3 separate regions of the Homo sapiens genome follow, and regions 2 and 3 are each linked to region 1. A link is a loop called in an ENCODE intact Hi-C map of the cell type or tissue named here. Cell type or tissue: endothelial cell of umbilical vein. All regions are shown on one strand. Each heading gives the region's core, and the rest is flanking DNA. Links, peaks and the distances in the headings are about the cores only.

Region 1 (8,088 bases), core at 1,349-6,348:
CTCAAAACTATTTTTGCAACTTCCTGTGAATCTATAATTATTTCAAAATAAAACCTTAAAAAATCATTTAAAACATGCTCTTTGCTTTGTTATTTACTAGTTTATACAGTAGAACTTTAACCTTGCTTGACTCCATTTCTTCCCAATCCCTGACTGCTCTAACACACACATACACACACACACACTCAGCAATGGGAGAGGGGTGTTGATCGAAAGATTTACTTATGTATTTGTCTTCTAAAACAATTCTTTTTCTCAGTCTCAAAGACCTTGAATCTTGTTTCCCATATAAAGGAAAAGACTGCATTTCAGATAAAGAGCACAAAACAGTATAAGGCTGTGATACAAAAATTACAGAATCTATTAAAAATCCATTTTAATCATTTGCTTAGTGCTTCAAAAATATAACTAGGAAACAAGGTACTATCATCTGCATGCTTTACCTGTGAACTTCAACAGTCTTCACAAATTCTACTTTTGGTAGCCCTACTCCAACCCAGGTATCTAATATTATTGGTTCCAGCTGGGATCTTAGAAAAGTATTAGGGATTAAATAACATGTTGACCCACATGTAGTCTTGGAAGCCAAAACAGTATATGTTGCAGTGTGTTCCTTTCTTGGTGAATTTTATCAAGGAGCAGCCTCAGGAATTTTCATCATGAACTGATCATGCAAAACTCTATAGAATTTTCCAGTGTACTTTCTGGGTCCTCATTAATGTCATGGAACATTCACCTGTTTTTTCCTCTTATAAATGACTACAATGATGCAGAAAACCATTTGATGGTTTAATACACCTTCATTAGGAGTTAATTACATAAACAAAAATATTCAATAGAGTAATGACTATAAATGAAACCATTTTTAACAGGTCATTTGGTAGAAGTAATATTTATTTAACCCATCACTGCATACTAATTTTAGAAATATGAAAAGTTTATCAAGATCTACCACTACAGGAACCTTTTGGAATATAACCCTAAACTGAATTACATTTCAAAATATCATACCTGAGCAATGATTTGTTCTCCATCGTTGTATACTTTGGTGCCTATCACATCTACTACTTTCAGGCGTTCAGAAAACTACAAAGAAAGAAAAACAATATTAAATAGAAACAAATTAACTGGGTAAGCTTATCTAGTTCGGGAGTAAAAAACTGGTAGCCTATAGGCCAAATAAATCGAGCAGTGTGTAGGTTGTATATGTGTTTGTTGTATTAATTACCAGCCAGCATTTTAAAATAATTTTTCATAAAAATTCAATCTCCAGCTTCTCTTGAAAAATCAGCATCACATAGCCCATATTTCCACATGGCAACAATAAAACTATGGTGGGATAGCAGCTGTTTCTTTAATGAAATACATGTTCTCCAATCTGCCAAAGTCCCTTCCTGGCTTGGTTTTCTTCTCTGTGTTACCTGCCTAGCTCTGAAGGCACCAGATTTCCAATCCCTGACCTACTCTTATTTAAAGAAATATGCTGCTGGAAAAGATCAGCTGTCTACCACGCACTGTGTGATGTGGACAAAATTTTTACCAGATGTAAGCTGATAATCCAACAGAGACATTCAAAAGGAGAAGCACTGCTGTTTTGACACTTGCCATTTTATAAGATGTTGTGGGTACATATATATGCCTGTCTTTAATTACTCTCAAAATACTTCAAATATGACAGTGAAATAGAAAAGCATTTAATTTAATGATGAAGTATGGAAAATGAAGCTGAATTTTTAGGGTAACAACAACCTACTCTCTCTCATAAGTCTCTACCTTCAAAGATAAAAACCTAAGAGCTGGTCTCATTGAGAAGACCTCTGGGCTGAGAAATGAAGGAGCCCTGCAGCTGTGTAGGAAGACATTCCAGACAGACGGCAAGTACAAAGACCCCGAAGTGGGTGTGGGACAGGTGTGTTTGAGGAGTGGCAAGAAGCTGATGTGTCAACAGAGAGATGATGAGTGTGGAGCAGTAGGAAATGAGGTTGGGGAAAATGGGTGGGGGAATGGGACAGTCTGTGCAGAGCCTTAGAGGCCATGTGAGGAGGAGCTTAAATAGAGCAGTGCCACAACCAGGGATTTTAAAAGATGACTCTGCAATTAGCCAGGCAAGAGGTGATGGTGGTTCATATGAGTCAGTGCTAACTCGAAGGTTTTTGGCCTGAGACACTGGAAGGATATGTTGCCATCTGCGGGGAAAGAGAAAAGGAGTAGATTTGGGACATACTAGGTTTGAGATGTCTATTAGACATCTGAGAGGAAATCTTACATTTGCAGTTGGATAAGTAAGTCTGACCTTCAAGGGAGGGGCCTTGCCCAGTGATATCAATTTTAAGAAGCATCAATATATGGACAGTACAGGTGGTCCCTGACTTACAGTGGCTTGATTAATGATTTTTCAACCTTACAGTTGTTTGAAAGCGATAGAAACTATACTTCTAATTTTGAGTTTCGATCTTCTCCCAGGCTAGCGATATGCAGTACAACGCCAGGCAGAGAGCCACAACGCCCAGCCAGCCTCACCACAATGAGGTGAACAACCCATGCTCTCCAGTGCACTGTGCTGCCAGGTGACTGTTCCCAGCTGTAGGCTGATGTGAGTGTCCTAAGCATGTTTCAGGTAGGCTAGGCTGAGCTCGAATGTTCCATAGTTTAGGTGTATTAAATACATTTTCTATTTATGATATTTTCAACTCACAATGGGTTTATTCGTAAGGTAACCCCATAGTAAGTCAAGGGACATCTGTATTTAAGGCCATGGGATTCGACATGTTCACCAAGTGAATAAGTGTATCCTGAAAAGAGAAGAGGCCAAGGACAGAGGCCTGGAATGCCAGTTTTAAGAGGAGAAGAAAAGAGGAATAAACAGCAAAGATGACTGAGAGGAAGAGGCCAGAGAGGACATTCTATATCTAGAGAACGCCTCACTGTAAAGTTACAACTAGTGGCTCTTGTCTACATCTATGTGATTATATTAAGTCTGCTATCAGATAAAGACCACATATAAATTTGCTATAGATGCTGGGTAGGAATGTATTACTTTCAAATAACAAAACAAATGAAATTATAGATAGCAGAAGAAACAATGAGTTATAAAAATTAGCACTACCATTTAATCTTTTCAAATAAAAACATGGATAGATTTTTTTTTATTCAAAGAAATTTTTCTATAGAACTAAATATTCCTAGCAAAACAGAAACTTTTAAAGCAAAATAAAATAAAAGCATAAACATATACTTACCTCCAAAGATTTAAGGAATGGCAGTGACTCAATAAAGCTTTCATACATTTTTCTCTTTTTGGCATTGTTTTTCACAATTATTCTCCTGAAGGTTACCCTGTCCTACAGGCAGAACAGTTAAAGGGTAAATTTTATGGGGGTAAAGCTATACAAATAGTTTTATTTTATTCCCTACAAGAAACAATGATTGAAGATTCTGAAATAAAAGATTAACATCATTATACTTTTAATGCAACTCATTTCATATTTTTATTTCGTCAAGCACAAAATATAATACAGAACCACATAAAATACTGTTTTCTTTTTTTTTTTTTTTTTTTTTTTTAAAGAAAGCATCTGTTGACTTTTTATACATAACAGAAATCTGACCAATATGTTGGGTTCTGCCCACAAGGAGGCGCTGTCACAGCATTTTTAAATATGTATACTAGCACTCTGTTCTTTTACTCTGTTATGTACTCTACGTTCTTTTTCATATCCACATTATGTCAAAATTTTCTTGTCAAAAATGTGGAGGGATGCCCAAAGAAATTATAAATGCTTAAAGTGATGGCTACTCCATTTACCCTGATGTGATCATTATATATTGTATGCTGTTATCGAAATAGCTTATGTACCCTGTAAATATATACACATAATATGTACTCATAAAAAAAATTTTTATTTAATGTGAAGGCACAGAGAAACTACAACTATGTTTTTGAGTAAGATCTAATTCCAGTGTTTACCATGTTCACAGTCTAAAATGTTCCTGTTTATACTATCATGCCCTCAAAGATACAGAACTCGGTTGAAGAACTAGTAAAAATTTTAAGGATACAGCTCAAAACATTATTTTCCTAAAAATTTTATTTTAAATAATTTCTCATAAAATATTTTAATTCTTTAATAAAAGCCTCAATAATTATGTTAGATTGGCATTCATTAATAAACAATTATACCATTTTAATAAAGTAAAAATTGGGATATATTATTTAATAAATTACTATGCCAATATTTTAATTTTTTTTTACTTTTATTTTTAATTTTTGTGGGTACATAGTAGGTGTATATTTATGGGGTACATGAGATGTTCTGATACAGGCATGCAACATGAAATATGCACATCATAGAGAATGGGGTATCTGCCCCCTCAAGCATCTATCCTTTGAGTTACAAAAAATCCAATTACATTTATTTTAAAATATACAATTTTATTATTGACTATGGTCACCCTATTGTGCTACCAAATACTAGGTCTTATTCATTCTTTCTTATGCCAACATAATAAGGCTGAATTTAAATGAACTAGTGCAATGGAGAAAAATGCCAGTATAGATGAAAGTCTCTAGGTGTGATGGACTGCAACTGAATGTTTCTATCACTCTAAAATCCCTCTGTTGAAATCCTAATCACCCAGGATAGTATTAGGTGGTGGAGCCTTTGGAAGATGGTTAGGTCATGAGGCTGGAGCCCTCATGAATGGGATTAATGTCCTTATAAAAGAGATCCCAATGAGCTCCCTTGCCCCTTCCACCATGTGAGAACACAAGTAGAAGACGCTGTCTGTTAAACAGGAAAACAAGCCCTCACCAGACACCGAATCTTCTGGTGCCTTGATCTTGGACTTCTCAGCGTCCAGACCATGAGAAATAAATGTATGCTGCTTAAGCCACCCATTCTATAACAGTCTGTCATAGCACCCCAAAAGGACTAAGACACTAGGAAATTAAACATCTTGTTTCCCAATTTGGTATTGGCTGTAATTTGGACTTGTTTTACTCCTAATACTTTTTTTAAAAGAAAATTTTACAAGATAATTAGCACAAATATTGAAATTATTTCCAAGCCTGGCTCTGCATCAGAATAAGCTATAGTATTAAAAAAGATTTCTGAGACACCAGACCTTAATGACTCAAGATCTCTGCATGTAGGGCTCAATAATTCATAAATGCTCCCAAAGTGATTCTGATATGTAATCAGGTTTGGAAATCAGGTATAACACCATTGTATGGACAGCGGTTATTGCAAAACAGAGAAGACTCAAAATAGCTTAATGATTTAGAAACTAATCATAATCAGTTATATCTCTCAGAAAGAATTTTCCATTAGTAACCTACCTCTTCACACCCACTGTGACATATAAAGTCCAGAATTTCAAATACTTTCATCCTGAAGCCATTTCAAAAATCACCTTTCCAAATCATCAGTATAGTCACGTAGATCATGTTAGCCCTAAGGCTAATAGTGACCAAATATTATTTACAGAGTGAGACTATTCTGCAATGGACTTTTCTCTTGGGCTTTTTTTGCTTATCTTTACACACCTGTATTTATAAGGCAGACCTCCAGTCTGTTGACCTTAAAAGAAAAATTTATTTTCTACTCGACTCTCCCTGAGAAGGAGTTATTATAATTAGTCAAGTCACCCTTAAAAAGTAGGCTTGAAATACTAAGTAATTATGTTAATTATTCTAACTTTTTTAGAAAGCTATTATATGTCAGGAGGATTATCACAAACTGCCCATTTTTATAAAATTTAATAACATGTATAGACTACTAAAAAGCTCTGAAAATGCTTAATCCTATCTTAGGAACTTAAGTAGTACGTGCACTAGGAAATTCTGGGTCTTTTATACCCCATTAAAGTTTCTACAAGGGCTAAAAACTATCAGTATTCAAAGAGGCCAACCTATAAAACAGTTGATCTTATTCTGAAGATGTGCAAGGAGGCAGTTTCCTCACTGTGTGACAATCTGACAATCTGAATCTGAACGGCAACCCCATTGGAATGACTACATTTGAAAAGTAAACCTTCCTGAATAAAACAGGTCATGGCAGATGCTAGATTTATCCCACCACTTTAATTACAGGCAGACAAAGACTTCTGTGGGTGAAGGACTGTCCTGGTTTGAAGTTTTTTCTTTGCTGGCTTTGGGTATTCAAATCACTGACAGTTCTTTCCTTTTCCTGAGACAATTCAGCTTTTCCTCTAAACCTTAAAAAAGTGACTCATCACATTTTTAAATAAGTATATAATAACTGGTTCCAATTAAAAGAAATGTAAAATGTCTTGTCTCTTTGATCAAGAGATATTTTTTATCAGCTGAATTGACTTCAGAGTCAAATGCTGAACTGTGACTAAATAATGTGTGACTTCCACAATGCTATATACAGTAGTCCTTGGAAATGAGACTTTTAACAGACTTCATATTTACTTCAACCTCTTCTCTTTCCACAAAAGGATTTGAGAGAAATAACCCAATAAATGCATGTCAAAACTAGTGGGTGGGCTATTTTCAACAATTTTAAAAGAAAATACATATACTGTAAACATTTCCCTAAATCGATGCTGTTTAAGGTTTGGCCTGACATCAGGCAGTACTGCCATCTCCTGGGAGCTGATGAGAAATGCAAAAATCACGGGCCTCACCCCAGAACCACTGAATCAGAATCTGCATTTTAACTGGATTCCCAGGTGATTTGTAAGCATATTAAAGTTTGAGAATCACTACCTTAAATACAATCCTCCAGAAGGAGCTTTAGTAGTGCCTAATAATTTGCATCCTATCATATGTGAAAATATTGCCCGAATGTATCTTTAAACCAGCTTTTAAGTCTTGCGGGAATACCACATTAAGAAATGTATTTAAAAGTACTAATGCTCAGGTCCCAGTGCTGAAGATTCTGATCAATTTGCCCATGGTGAGGTCTAGGTAAGAGGATTTTTTTTGAGACAGAGTCTCGCTCTGTCGCCCAGGCTGGAGTGCAGTGGTGCAATCTCAGCTTCACTGCAAGCTCCGCCTCCCGGGTTCATGCCATTCTCCTGCCTCAGCCTCCTGAGTAGCTGGGACTACAGGCACCCACGACCGTGCCCGGCTAATTTTTTGTATTTTTAGTAGAGACGGGGTTTCACCGTGGTCTCGATCTCCTGACCTCGTGGCTAGGTAAGAGGATTTTAAAAAAATACTCCAGGTAATTCTGATGTGGGGCACATGAGCACAGCCACCAAGCATTTTTTCCCTACACAACTGCTTTTAAATGCAGAGTAGTTACCAATCAATTTATAGCACCAAGAGCATCCTTTTATACTGGTTTCTCAAACTCCGAATTTCTGATGCAGTAGGTCAGAATCAGTGGGTGGGGCCCCAGAATGGGCATTTCTAAAAAGTTCCCAAGTGATACAGCTGCCAGTGTTCAGGGGACCACACTCTGGGAGCCACAACTTTATCAGATTATAATACTTACCTCAGAAAGCTATCTGAGAAAAAGTACTTAAGGCTGTGTTTGTATGGCTGGTTATTTTCTAAGAGTGGGTAAGACAGGAGCATTCTGAATCTGAGTGTCTTTCCTGGGCCACCAGGTCCCAAGCTCCTGACTGGACTGGAGGAGTGGGGGCAATGACATCAGGATCTGACTTAGTGAAGTCTTAGTGCCCTACAGTTCAGCATTCAGTGGCTGCTTAATAAATTACCTGATGACTGATGATCTTTAAATTAAAATACTACATGCGGCAATTTGTAACACCGTCATAGCAATTGCTACAAATCATAACATTCAGGTCAAATAAGTATTTTACTCACCAAACCCCACAGAGCACCAGGAGAGGTAGCAGTGATTGTAGCTGCTCTGGGTGTATTGTACATTAAGGCCAGTTCGCCGAAACTCCCACGATTATCATAGTTACCAACACATCTTCCAACACCATCACATTTCACATAAATATCAAATGTGCCTCTGTTGGACATATGTAGATTGGAGGTTAATTCAAATAAAATATCATTAAAATAAAACATTATTTCAGAAAAGAGCCCTGTGAAATAAAAATCTTATTTCCAGCCTGTTATCCCCTCCGATGACAATAAAGGGG
Region 2 (6,770 bases), core at 145-5,144, 360 kb after region 1:
TCCTGGGTTCAAGTGATTCTCCTGCCTCAGCCTCTGGAGTAGCTGGAACTACAGGCACATGCCACCACACCCGGCTAATTTTTTGTATTTTTAGCAGAGATGGGGTTTCACTGTGTTAGCCAAGATGGTCTCAGTCTCCTGACCTTGTGATCTGCCCGCCTCAGCCTCCCAAGGTGCTGGGATTACAGACGTGAGCCACCATTCCTGGCTTCTCTACTTTCTTAATATACTTGCTTTCACTTTACTCTACAAGCTCATCCTGAATTCTTTCTTGCCTGAGATCCAAGAACCCTCACTTGGGGTCTGGATGGGGATGCCTTTCCTGTAACATCTTTTTGGTGACCACAGAAGGGACTATAGTGAGGAAACCCCCAGTAGGTGTTGGAGTCCTGTAACATCTTTCTGTTCACCGCAGAAGGGACTATAGTGTGGAAACCCCCTTCCCAAAGGCTACCTTTGGGTAAGTGTTGGGGTCCTGTAACACTATTGCATGCACTTCAGAGGAGGAAACAGACTCTACAGCAAGTGTATCATCCCTTCTTTTGGAGAGAAGAAATGTTTTACAGTCATAATGCCAGTACTTCTCTAAGTATCCTTTTTCAAACCAAGTTCACCAGGAGGGCCAAGACTGATAATGAAAATCCAGACTCCCAGCCCTCTCCATTCCTGCTGACTCAGAATGGCTAGAGCCCACAGCCATAAGATCTGCCTTTAATCAAACACTTCAGGAGATTCTTACGCACAATTTAAAATGCTGGAACCCCTGTTGCTAAGTGATAGGTATCAAATGAAGAAAAACTGCAGTACTTTTGACCGGAGTGGTGATGCGGATGGAGAGTTTCATGGAAGAGAGTTTGAACGGAGGCTTCAGCTGGTTTTATTAACTGTGGCAAAGAGGAGGTGGCATTCCAGGAGCAAGGAATGATGGTCAAAGGCAATGAAGTGCACAGGGCATCAATGGCTCTAGCATAGAGAAGAGAGAACTGCCCCAAAGTCTCTCACAGACGTGCACTCCAGGCCAACCAGATGATGTCTCTTGCCTTCTCCAGGGCCATTCTGCAGCCTCTCAGGCCTCCCTTCCATGTGCAAGCAGGGTGACACTGGAGAGGAATTGAACCATGGAAAGTTAGTTTTGCTCTGTGCTCACTTGTCACTGAGTGAGCTAAGCTGGCCGGCTTTTTGCCTTCTGTCAAGTCAGCTGCTCTCTGAATTCAAGCAGAAGTATGAGAAACTGGTTACCACTCAGGCTTGAATTTTGCTGTTCTCACTTCTTGAGAGAGCCACAAGCTGACTCTATTTCCAAATGGCAAACAGCCCTCTCAAGGCTACCCTCACCTTAGAGCAGGACCGCACAGCACAGAAAGGCCAGCGCTTAGCACACCAGGCATATGGAGCAGCTCAGGTGCCTCCGGGTGAGAAAGCGGCACACAGCAGGAGGAGATCAGATGTTACTAAGCAGCACGAGGTCTGGGCCAACTGTTGCATCCTTCCTTACTTGGCCACCTGGAAGCTGTCAATCAACTGAACAACAAGCATCTAATGGCTGACAGTACTTGGAGCCAGTGCAATCAGCCTCAACCCCTTTGTTTATTTCCACTTGATGTTATTTGATGAAATGTCTCTTTGGATGAGAGCCTGGTATTCATTTCCCCAGGAAGTCTGGGGTCTGGGCTCACCACTCCACAACCCCCAGCCCTGCCCCACCCTCCAACTCTATCAAAGACTACCACTGCCTCCCTTCTGGCCTTCTCCCAGCATGGTGTAGCAGAGATCATGATTAACTGGAACAAAGTAAGACACAGGCATGGCATAATGAACGTGGTGATGCCAGATGCCCCTCCTAGGAAGGACTTGTTCTAGCTCTGGGAGTGCTGTCAGCAGACAGTTGTCAGGTACCAACCCTTCAGGTCCACCTCAGTTGCAGAGAGCTGCCTTCCCCAAGGCCATTCCCTCCTGTGAGGCCCATATCCAGTGACTGATGGAGACAGGTGTAGAAAAGCCTGGCTCTTTGGCCCAGTGCTGGCCAATCCTTCCACCCTCCCCTTCTCTCCATAGGTACTAATCCTAAGGGCACTTCCTAGCAAACACCTACAACCTGAGTTCCCAGAGAACCCACCTTGCTAAACATGAGTTTGAATTTCATCTTAATGGCTCCTGAGGCCTGTGGCTTTGGGGAGACAATCACTTATTTTTTGTAAGGCTTAATGTCTTCATCCAATAAATGGGAATAATAGTAACTTCATAGGATTATTGTGTATGCGGAGTAATCCCTCATAAATATTAGATATCATAATCTTGGGCAAGTTTATGGCTTCTGGGAGCCTTGGATCCTTTATGCAAAAATGAGAACAATACTACTTACATCTCAGGATTTTGGTTAGACTTGTATGACATAATGTATGTCTTGTTACATGCGCAATAGATAAGAGCCCCCGCCCCCCACCATTTTCCCTTTAAAATACCCACGGAACCTTTATATAGTGAATTAAAAAAATAAGTTGTGTTTATTTTCTTTTTCTGTATTGCTTGCCCTTCATCAGTGTATAGGACATTTGTATTTGGAGGAGAAAAACTGAATGCAGAACAGAAAGGCAGGAGCTAGGGTGGAACCCTGGATTTGTGGCTCTGTTCTCTTTCGTCACAGCTCAATGGCCAGCTCCTCCGGGAAGCTCACCCTGACTAACTCAGTGCATTCTGCAAATTATTCATGCAACCATTGATGACCATCTCTTTTTCCTTGATTCACTTTTTTAGTTCTTATAATAATATATTTTCATGAATTACAGGATTTCTATGTTCTTATTGTAAGCCTCTGAGAAGCAGAGACGGTGTCTGTTTTTTAAGAGAGTATGCCTGGTGGAATACTACCATTTTCCCTGGGAGTGTTCATTTGTTACTGTGCTAGTTACCAGCAACGAACTCTTCCAACAGTGCTGAGTCCTCCTGCAGCCCCGAGATGCTCCAGGAATTCCCGCTGAATTGACAAGAAATCTGAGAGCCAGATGGGGCCTTCTGAGGCCCCCCAGTCCAACTCTGATCATCTTACCTTTCTGGAAACTTATTTTTGGTCATCTCCTTCCCTCATTTAAAGGCTCATGTGAAAATTTTTGCAAACCCATCTTTATTGTATCTTCTGTATTTTATAATTTGATAACTCTCAATTTTTAAAAAAGCTTGGTCAGTTCTAGGAACATTGTCTTACACTGACACCTGCTGGGCAGGTGGAAAAATAACAGGTACCTGTAACACTAGTGTCTTTTAGGACTAGAAGCAGAGAAACTCCATTCATCTTTCTTTAATAAGCATCTTTCTTACAACTATCCTAATTTTAAGCTTTCCTTTCCCTCTTCTCCCACTAAACCTAAAGTCTGGATTTTATATTTCTTGATGACTCTATTGCTAAAAGCCTATAGCACCATTAAACAACATCATTTCATAGATAACACTTAATGCTTAATGATGAACAATAATCCCGCTCATTACCTGTGACCTTGGTTCTGCAAGCACTATACCTCCAAACAACTGAGCTGTCGAGTGGGCCCCATGAAAAGTAGGTGGCCATTTTTAACCCTGGATTCACCCAGTTGGCCGGAACTGTGAGGCCATCTGATCTGGATCAGAGTGTCTCGGTGATGGAAGGAAGAGTCATTCAGTGTGAATGTCAGAGTTCTTATTTTGAAAGTTTTTCCAGGGATCACGACCCCAGTAAAAATTTATTTAAGTGTTTCATCATCCTAATGAGACTTTGTTATAAACCATGTCTCTCTCTCTCTGCTTTTATTTAAACACTTTTTTTTTCTGTCCAAACAAATTCCAGCTCTAATAGTCCTTTTATTCCAGGAAAGGATGGACAAACAAGTAAATAAAGTATATGATTTGTCAAATGATCATAAATGCTAAGTTTTACAAAAGGGCAGGAAGGAAGATAAGGATTGCGTGTGTGTGTTTGGGGAGGTGGTTGCTTACTGCTTATAGAGCCGTGTGGGGGATAAGGGCTGACCCAGGAGCCTTGGGTTTCTTGTGGTGACATAAACAAGGTTAGAAAGTATGCCGAGGCTGAGGCAGGAGGATCACTTGAGCCCAGGAGGTGGAGGTTGCAGTGAGCCAAGATCGTGCTATTACATTCCAGCCTGGGTGACAGAGACTCTGTTTCAAAACCAAAAAAAAAGTATGCTGAGGTTTAGAAAAGACTAATCAATATCCTATTTATTATAAAAACTTTATGATATTTTAATTTATTATCATAAAAACTTTACCAGATATACCAGTAGGCTATATTCTAATTATCCCCCTTACCAATCCCTTTCACTGTACTTTTTTGGGGTTTATTTAATAACTTAATCATTAAAAGTACTTTCTAGTTGGGTCCATACTTTTTTCCTGCAAGTGTTGATTTAGAGAGGAAGACAGGACCCAGGGTCTGAGCCTGTGGCATTTGTTAGCACTGCATGGGAACTAATTGATCCTCGGGGTCATCTGGAACTTGGAGAAGGAGGCACTGAAGAATTCAGTCGGGGTCACAGAGGAAGGGGCCTGATGCCTGGGATGGATGGGCCAGGCAGACTCAGTGAGAGGAAGGGAGGTGGATTTTGGATCTGGGTAAACTTCAGGTTTGAAAAGTGGCTCTCCTCCTTACTAACTGTGGATCTTGGGCAGTTACTTATCTCCTCTTTGCCTCAGTTTCTTCATCTGTATATGGGGATAACAATTCCATCTTGAATAGTGCTTGTTGACACGGTGCTTGGCACATAGTAGGTGTGAAGTTATTTCTATTCCCTGTTTCAGAAGGAACGCTATTTTGCTTATGTCTGGCCCTGTGTCTGCTCTGAACACCCCACTGCTAATTGTTCTTTCACTTGATCCATGCCGGTTCTGAAAATCTTTAGAATTCAAGCCTTCCCTTTTTCAAGTGTTCTGGCTGCCACAAATGATGGCTCTTCTCTTAAACTTCTCCGACATCCTTTCATCCTGGCATTTTCAGACTTCAAAAAACGGTCTTAGAGATTTATTGATTTAACAAATGTTTATTAAGCTCTTACAAAGTGCTAACACTGAAGATAGAAGAGTGAACAAAACAAACTAAAATTCCTGCTCTCAAAGACCTTTTATTCTGGGAGAGGATGGAAAAACAAGTAAATAGAGCTTATGAATTATCAAATAATCATAAATGCTAAGTAAAAAAAAAAAAAAAACAAAATGCAGTGCAGGAGGGGTAATTAGGATCGTGTGTGTGTGTTTGAGGAGGTGGTTGTTTGCTCTCATAGAGCCGTGTGGGGTCTGAGGGCTGACCTGGGAGTCCTGGGCTTCTTGTGTTGACATAAACAAGGTTAGGGAGCATGCTGAGGTTGATCTTGGTGGTCTCAAGGAGGATAGTGGTGTGGAGTGTGAAGGCTGGGGATTGGTAGGTTGGGCTCCAGTCAGGAGCATACAGAGTCCCCTCTTCATTCCTGCCAAAGGTGTCCTGGAGGAGAACATGGGGAGGGGCCTCCTGATTACACCTGGACCACAGAGAGTTGGTGGGCTCCCCTCTCATTTGCTTCCTTCAGTTCCTGATGACAAGACAGGCTGTGGGGACTTGGTAAATGTTGACTTCTTAAGACTCAGGCCCTGACAAGTGCATTGTCCTGCCCGGCTCTTGGCACATTGCATACCCTTCTGAGTCTCTATTTCTCCCTCATCTCTAGGAGGAGGAGGAGGCTGGCCTCTTATATCGATTTCTGCTAAAAACAAATTCTGTGATGTTAAGAAGTTTCAATTGTATCTCCATTGTTGGAGTTTTGAACAGAAAATAGAGAATTTTAGGGTCTAGATAGAATTTTTGGTTTATTTTTTCTTTCCAGTTGGCTTTGGAAGAAAAGGATGCAGGAAAGGAAGACTTGGCTTCTGTTGCTGGTTTAGAGGAGTGAGATTAGGTTTCCTGGATAATAGCCAAACCTACCAGAATAGGGGGATTGGATCTTTCAAAGACTGGGAAGAATTTGTTTGGCAGGAGATTTGCTGACTTGATCAAGAGGGATTTTCCACTCAAATTTTCTGGGAAAGGGAGAAGAAAATCCTGGTAAAATCAACTTAAATGCTCCCTTTGTGGATATTCATGACCCTCAGGGCTGAATTAGTTGCTCCTGTCAGTTTCCACAGAAAGGTGGGAAGAAAGATGGAGCCAAGGGATAGGATAAAGGCCAGTGATCTCCTGCAGGAGCAGCAGTGCGTGTATGATGAACATTTAATAAGTGTGCAATGAATTAACAAATAAAGAATGAAAGACAATAAGACAAACTGTATTAGGTCTCGCTATAAGGGAATACACGACACTGGGTAATTTATAAAGAAAAGCGATTTAACTGGCTCCGAGTTCTGCAGGCTGTACAGGAAGCATGACGCCAGTATCTGCTTGGCTTCTGTGGAAGCCTCAGGGAGCTTTTACTCATGGCCAAAGGCAAAGTGGGAGGAGGCATGTCACATGGCAAAGCAGGAAGAAGAGAGGTGCTACATACTTAACAACATTTTCAGTTATTTATTTATTATTTTTGAGATGGGGTCTCACTGTTGCCCAGACTGCAGTGCAGTGGCTTGATCATGGCTCACTGCAGCCTTGACAACCCCCTCCTCCTCCCCGCCCTGGGCTCAGGTGATCCCCCAACCTTAGCTTGCCAGGTAGCTGGGACTACAGGCATGCACCACCATGGCAGGCTAATTTTTTATATAGCTGGGGTTTGCCGTGTTGCCCAGGCTGGTCTCAAACTCCTGGGCTCAAATGATCCAACTGCCTC
Region 3 (6,770 bases), core at 145-5,144, 200 kb after region 1:
TCCTCCCCTTGTCTCTTCATTCCTGACATGGTGATGGTTTCCTACCATTGCTAATCTATGGGCACACCATCTTCCTTTGTTGATTCACTTAACTCTTCCCACACCTCTGAAAGTGGTTCTTTCATTCAAGGGTCTTCATTTGAACCACCTTAGGTGAGTTCTGTTTCTGCCAGGACCGCTGTTATTGATACAGGCACCAGAACAAGAGGGATTTCTGCATATGCAGGGAGCTAAATGTAGTAAGTAGGACCCAAGTATAGGGTGTAAGGTGGAGGGAGGATAGATGAATGGTTAGGGATGGGGCTGAAAGACGCCAACTCATGAATGCTGGAGATTTTTATTCTGAAAGCTCTGATTAGCCATTGAAGGATTTTAAGCAAGAGAGAGACATCGTTAGATTTCTACTTTAGAAGGAAAGCTGGCTAGGCACGGTGGCTCACGCTTGTAATCCCAACACTTTGGGAGGCCCAGGCGGGCAGATCATGAGGTCAGGAGATCGAGACCATCCTGGCTAACATGGTGAAACTCTGTCTCCACTAAAAATACAAAAAATTAGCCAGGTGTGGTGGCGGGTGCCTGTAGTCCCAGCTACTTGGGAGGCTGAGGCAGGAGAATGGCGTGAACCCAGGAGGTGGAGCTTGCAGTGAGCCGAGATCACACCACTGCACTCCAGCCTGGGGGACAGAGCGAGACTCAGTCTCCAAAAAAAAAAAAGAAAGCTTATTGGCTACTGTGTGTAGACTGGATTGTCAAGGTGGTATGTGAGTGGTTAAGACGAGATTAGCTAGGAGGTACATAAGCACATAAGATGATTGGAGCTAAATCAGCTAATGGTAAACCTTAGAAGGTTTCTTACCTCTGTAAGCCATTGGTTCCTCCATCCTCCCTGAGGATGAAGTCGCTCAGGGAGAGGTCTAGTCAGTTTTTCTTCAGTTTCGGGGAGCTACCCAGTATCTTTCTGATACGTATGTGTGTGTTTGTGTATTTTTTTTCTTATAACCAATTTTCCAGAACTAGTTTCTTTTGTTTGCAACAAAAAATCCTGATAAAAGATTCAAGGAAGAAATGAATAGAGTCCATATGGGTTGGGTCCATTCCACAGATACTTAGGAATAAGTACAACTGACTGAACTTGGTGATAGAAAGAATGCATGTGGCCAAGTGGCCAAGGGAGAGAGGAGTCAAGAATGACTCTTGGTTTTTAGATTTGAGACTTGGTAGATGATGCACCATTCACTAAGATGAAGGATATTGGAGGAGGATCACATTTCCCACTCCCACTGTAGGGGAGGGATGAGTAACTCAGTTTTGACAAGCTGAGTTTGAAGTGCTTATGGAAATGTCCAATAGATACTCAGTTATGTGGCTCCAGAATTTAGGAAAAAGATCTGGCTGGAGATGGAAATTTGGAAAGCATCAGCTTATTAGTAGCAGCTGAAGCTGTGGGAGTAGATGAAGTCACTCAGGGAGAGTATGTAATACGAAAACAGGAGAGAGAAGAGCTGGGAGGAGAAAAGGAGTCCACCTAGTGAGAAATTGGAGATGGTAGAGTACAAGGGATTGAAGTGAGCATGGAATCTAGGGTGGAAAAGAGTAAAGGAAACTGCTGCCTCCAGTCCTGGGTGGGATTCAGAACTGGCGGTAGCAGTCTGGTTGAATGGTGGCTGTATTGTGATGATCTAGAAGAATAGAATATGGTGGTGGAGGCAGAAGTGGTATTGGAGTCTAAGATTTCCAAGATGGAGCAATTCTGAGGAGTAATTAAACTCAAGGTGTGGTCATGAGACTCAAGGTACTGTGAGCCTAAGGTGGCTTATGCATGGAGATTTAAAGTCCTCCAGGTGGAAGAAGTGACCCAATTGGCCGAGTTTATGTTGAATGTGTAGTGAGGTCAGAGATGAGAATGACAATGAGCGACTAAAGGAAGTATTAATAGTTTGGAAGCGGAAACAGGAGAATTCTGCAACCTTCCTTGCAATACACACAAACAGAGCTTGAAAATACAGAACAGCTCTTACCCTAGTCCCAGAGGACTGCAGAAAAGTGGTGTCACAGGGACTGCAGAGCTTCTCTCTTATGCAAGGAGAGTAGAGAGCAGGGAATTTATTCGAACAGGTTGAGAATAATAAAGAAGTTTGTTACCACCAAATGAGGAATCCAGATGATAATAAGAATGAAGGAGGAAAATTGGATTTTGGGAGCAGAATAGGGAAGGGGACAGATGATAACTGTGTTCAAGGATGATGGAGGTGTTACTGGAATTCTGATGACAGTTAAGTTTATGCTGGTGCTCAAGCTTGGTCATTACCCATGAGTGGTGGCCTTTGCTTTTCTTTGGCTTTCCACAGGACAAAAGTGAAAACAACTGGGCTGCAAGAAACTTTGGGATATTTGTTTTCTCTCAAGAAAGTAATTTTGACTGTAACATAAGAAGCCACTCTGATAGGAATATCCTCCAAAAGTATTGAATTAAGTGTTAACCTGACATTTTAACACCATAAACATTTTAAACATTAGTTCTTAGTTTTTGCCTTTGCCATACTCTACATCTGAGGTCAGATACAAATGTGCTTCTGTGAAATAGTTTTCTGAAAAGTTTTTATGAATTATAACTTATATATATACATAATGTACTTTTTTCTAAAAAGATACATACAGTGGGTTCAAGACAAGGAGGAAGAATTATATCAGTGTGAAAATAGAAGCTATTTGGTCTAAGTTGGAAAACCAGCAAAGAACATTATTTCTTGCTAAAGGATTAGGAAAGACTTAAAATAGTTATCTAAATTGTCAATTCAGGAACATTTTTGTGCAATATACAAAGGGTTCATTAGCCTACTCACAATGATTTTTGACATTGCCTTTTCTTTTTGTCATCCAGACCTACTCTGATATCTTCAGGTAAAGAGATGTAAAAAAGTTCTTTGGAGAAAATCTCAATTCTCTCACAACAGATAAGAAGATACTCTCCAGAGAAAGACAGCTGAGGGTTCTTGAGCTAATGACTAAAACCCCTAAGGCCACTTCTAGTTGGTTAATTCTGACCCCTGGGGGTTGGTTTCTGCAAACGCATCTACTTCAACACTAAGGCAGGACATGCATGACTATAAACTGGCTGGCCCTGCTTTTAAAAAAGAACCTTCACTGAACTGAAGCAAGAATGTGGAGCCATTCATTACCAAATTGAAGAGAAAAAGTGGTATTAAGAGGCACTTAAATGCAAAAGTGAACTCATTTAAAAAATAAAACAAAACAAAGGACTTCATAATGTACTGGCAATAATAATTACCCAGAAAAGGATGCATTATTTACAAAATCATAAAATGTCATTGTTTGTCAATTTTCTTCATAAAGACAAAAACTGGTAAATCACAGTACTTCTGTTTTTTTCTTTCTATCTTTCTTTTTTTTTTTTTGAGACGGATTCTCGCTCTGTTGTCGAAGCTGGAGTGCAATGGTATGATCTTAGCTCACTGCGACTTCTGCCTCCCAGGTTCAAGTGATTCTCCTGCGTCAGCCTCTGGAGTAGCTGGGATTACAGGCCCTTGCCACCATGCCCAGCTAATTTTTGTATTCTTAGTAAAGATGTGGTTTCACCAGGTTGGCCAGGCTGGTCTAGAACTCCTGACCTCAGGTGATCCACCTGCCTTGGCCTCCCAAAGTGCTGGGATTATAGGTGTGAGCCACTGCACCCGGCCCTACAGTACCTCTTTCATTAAAGCATCAAATATGTGCCAGGTATGTGCAAATGTACTGTTACATGGCCCATGTAACAGGAGAGAGTAGGATGGTGCCATTTAGCTCTGGGGAAGCTTATATTGGTAATAGATGGAATTAGTAAAGGTAGGAATCTTAACTTATAATTTTATTTTAAAAAGGCACAATAAGTATGAGAATGAAAAAAGATTCAGCATATGAGACTAAGGCTGCAAGGAATTCAGTATTTTTCTCATTTGTCCTAATACCTCATGGTAGAGAATAGGCCCTCGGGGAGCTAAATCTTTAGGTTTGTGAAAGACTGAGAGTTGAATTGCTGCTAATGCCAAGTCCCCAAAATAAAATAAGAAACTAGTTAGCTGAAATTCCTGAAGGTCTTTAATATCACCACAAAATACAGATCATGTGAAAGAGAGATTTTGCTCAAGAGCATCTTCTAAAAATCCTCAAAGAATACTTTCCCCATTATTTCTACTATTCAGCCATTGATTGATAGAACTGGCTGTAGCATAGAACTGTTTCTATGCAGTGGCATTTGATGAGTAGGGTCTCATTTGTGCAAATAGGGTAGAGGTAGGGAAACTTTCTAGTCCTAATACAACTGTGGCCAAGTGGAAGGCTTTGAGTATTTCTACTAGAAAATGTTGTTTCCTGGTTTGACCCCAGAAATTAAATGGTGGGCAACCCAGTAGATCTTAATCAAAACTGTGAGGCAAAATTTGTCCTTGGTCCATTCATCAACACTCTTTCAAGCTTTTTTTTTTTTTTGAGCACGTAGGCCAGGCATGATGGCTCACGTCTGTAATCCCAGCACTTTGGGAGGCTGAGGTGGGTGGATCACTTGAGCTTAGGAGTTCAAGATCAGCCTGGACAACAGGATAAAACCCTGACTCTAGAAAAAAATACAAAAATTAGTCAGGTGTGGTAGTGCGTGCCTGTAGTCCCAGACACCCAGGAGGCTGAGGTGAGAAGATTGCTTGAGCCCAGGAGATGGAGGGTGCAGTGAGCCTGGATTGTGCCACTGCACTCCAGCCTGGGTGACAGAGTAGGGCCCTGTCTCAATAAATAAATAAATAAATAAATAAATAAATAAATAAATAAAACACTTATTATGTGTCAGGTATAGGTACTAGGGATACCTGGTCCTAAACCTAGTGAAATGAATATTCTAATGAGAGAATAAAATAATGACTACAAATTTTGATGGACATTATTTGGGAAACAGACAGGGGAAAGAAAAAAATGGGAAATATTTAAACTGGGCTTTAAAGATGAAAAGGAGCTTAAGTTGGGCAAGATCTTAGTGGGTCCAAGAATCTGAGAAAGGCTAGTTGGAGTTTTGTAAGATAGAGGAGAGAAAGTATGATGAGGCTGGAACTGGTATCTTTTTACCTACCATTTCAGTCTCGCTCTCCACCTTCCGTGACCCAAAGCACAGTGTGTTGTCAATCATTCATTTATTCTGTCAATATGTAGGCACTATTCCAGCTGCTCAGAATAGGAGAGAGAACCAAACAGACCAAATTCCTGCTCATATGGCTCTTACATTGTAGTAAACCCCAGGACGTTGATTTGATTACTGTCTTCTGTAATGCTTGATGTGAAAGCTGGATATGTGGATGGAAAGAAATAGAGGTGAAGTGGGAGTTGGGGGAAGGAGGGAAACTTGATACAGGGTGGTCTGGGAAGGCTTTATGATAAGGTGACTATTGTCAGCTTTTCAAAATAGAAAAAAAAAGATATCCCCTATGGCCAACGGGATGTTAGTTGATTGGCTTAAGATGTTGCTTGTCCTTGGAGTATTTTATTCAACACTTGACACAAAGTGCATTGGGGTAGTCCATTTGCTCCCTAGAAGTGGTTGGAATGCAGACTAGGGGTGAATATGTATGGGAATTAGAGAAAGATTCCTGGAGAAGAGAGAAACAAATAAGGTTTTGACAGAAAGACAAAGGAAAAAATAATATTCCAGGCTGAGAGAACGACTTGAACAGAAGCCTCGAGGTATTAAAGTATGCTTTTATTGTGTAAGTTTTTTGTCACTGTGGGAAGAGGGAGTGGTGCATCTTTGTCAGTTTAGCCCGAAAACACACAGCACTTCAGGTATTTCAAGAAGAGGAAATGTAACGCAGAGAATAGGGTATGTAAGTGATGGAAGGGATAAGAAGTCAAACAGAGACGGTGAGGCAGCTCAGAGTTCAGCTGTACCAGGGAGCTGCTGCTTCCTCTAGGACTGGAGGGAAAGAAGGTGGTGCTACCACAGCCCAGGATCTGGGGCCATCTTGTGGAAGTGGGAATCACAGTAGACCTTCCTTAAGGGAATGGGGTCTATGAAGGAAGAGAATGTTCCGTGGGAACTGGGAACAAGCCAGGGGAGGAGGTCAGCGTTAAAGATGCTGACCTGAAGCAGACAGTGGGGCAGGATTCCGGCCTTTCCCCGACTCCTGCCTTCCAGTCTCCTGCCGCGGCACCCACTGGCCAACGCTACTCCAAAGCTAGCAAGAGGGAAAGGGAGCTTGGGAAGTGTAGTTTCTGGGGTACAGAGCAAAGGGAGAAGGGCAGGGAGTGGATGTGAGAGCAAACAAGCAAATTACCACCAAGTGGATGAGGGGAGCAAAAGAAGGAGGGCAGGGCAGTTGAGATTCAGGAAATGAGGCTGCAAGGGAGGGGTAGATCAGAAACAAATCATGGCAGCCTTTGGTAGCTAAGGAGATTGGGCTTTATTTTTTGGCCACAGGGAGCCATAGTAGGATTTTTAAGAAGATATTAATTTTTATGAGTTTTTTAAATTATAAAAATAATATACATTCATCATAAAAACATTCTAACAGTACATAAATTTAAAGACAACAGTAAAATCAAGGTTCTCAACCTCCTTCTAGACTAACTACCTCTCCTCCCATCCCACTCTCCACAGGTTAGCAGTTTGGTACCCCCACCGACATTACTCAAGAGTATACAAACAACACATATGCACATGCTCTGCTGTGTATAATAAGACTCATTTATTATCTATATATGCATACTATGACCCCATTTATGTATTTATATAT

The links. Hi-C counts contacts between places; a loop is a spot of excess contacts. Peaks named below come from ENCODE experiments on the same cell type or tissue, not always from the same donor. Only the 100,000 strongest peaks of a DNase experiment are listed, where the experiment ranks them.
Region 2: it touches region 1 in a loop (17-fold over the local background); 81 of 110 quality-filtered maps call a loop at or near these places.
Region 3: a loop joins it to region 1, with 19 times the contacts of the local background. A loop is called at or near these places in 94 of 110 quality-filtered maps.

What each region holds. Positions count from the first base shown.
Region 1 is chr7:107,146,175-107,154,262 of GRCh38, reverse strand. It overlaps PRKAR2B (protein kinase cAMP-dependent type II regulatory subunit beta), which reads right to left. Exons shown (of 11, transcript NM_002736.3): 6 at 7,802-7,955; 7 at 3,240-3,341; 8 at 1,012-1,086. Among named protein-coding and RNA genes, the nearest start is that of HBP1, 19 kb to the left of the region's middle. RefSeq lists an enhancer at 1,187-2,386. In endothelial cell of umbilical vein, for the core only: a CTCF peak has its summit at 3,612 (motif pointing right); a DNase peak (open chromatin) is centred at 3,662; H3K27ac peaks cover 601 bases.
Region 2 is chr7:106,789,656-106,796,425 of GRCh38, reverse strand. All of the region lies in intron 1 of LINC02577 (long intergenic non-protein coding RNA 2577), which reads right to left. Among named protein-coding and RNA genes, the nearest start is that of LINC02577, 18 kb to the right of the region's middle. In endothelial cell of umbilical vein, for the core only: a CTCF peak has its summit at 3,216 (motif pointing left); no DNase peak of the experiment used is centred there.
Region 3 is chr7:106,943,710-106,950,479 of GRCh38, reverse strand. No RefSeq gene overlaps it. Among named protein-coding and RNA genes, the nearest start is that of PIK3CG, 82 kb to the right of the region's middle. In endothelial cell of umbilical vein, for the core only: a CTCF peak has its summit at 3,049 (motif pointing left); a DNase peak (open chromatin) is centred at 3,039; H3K27me3 peaks cover 276 bases.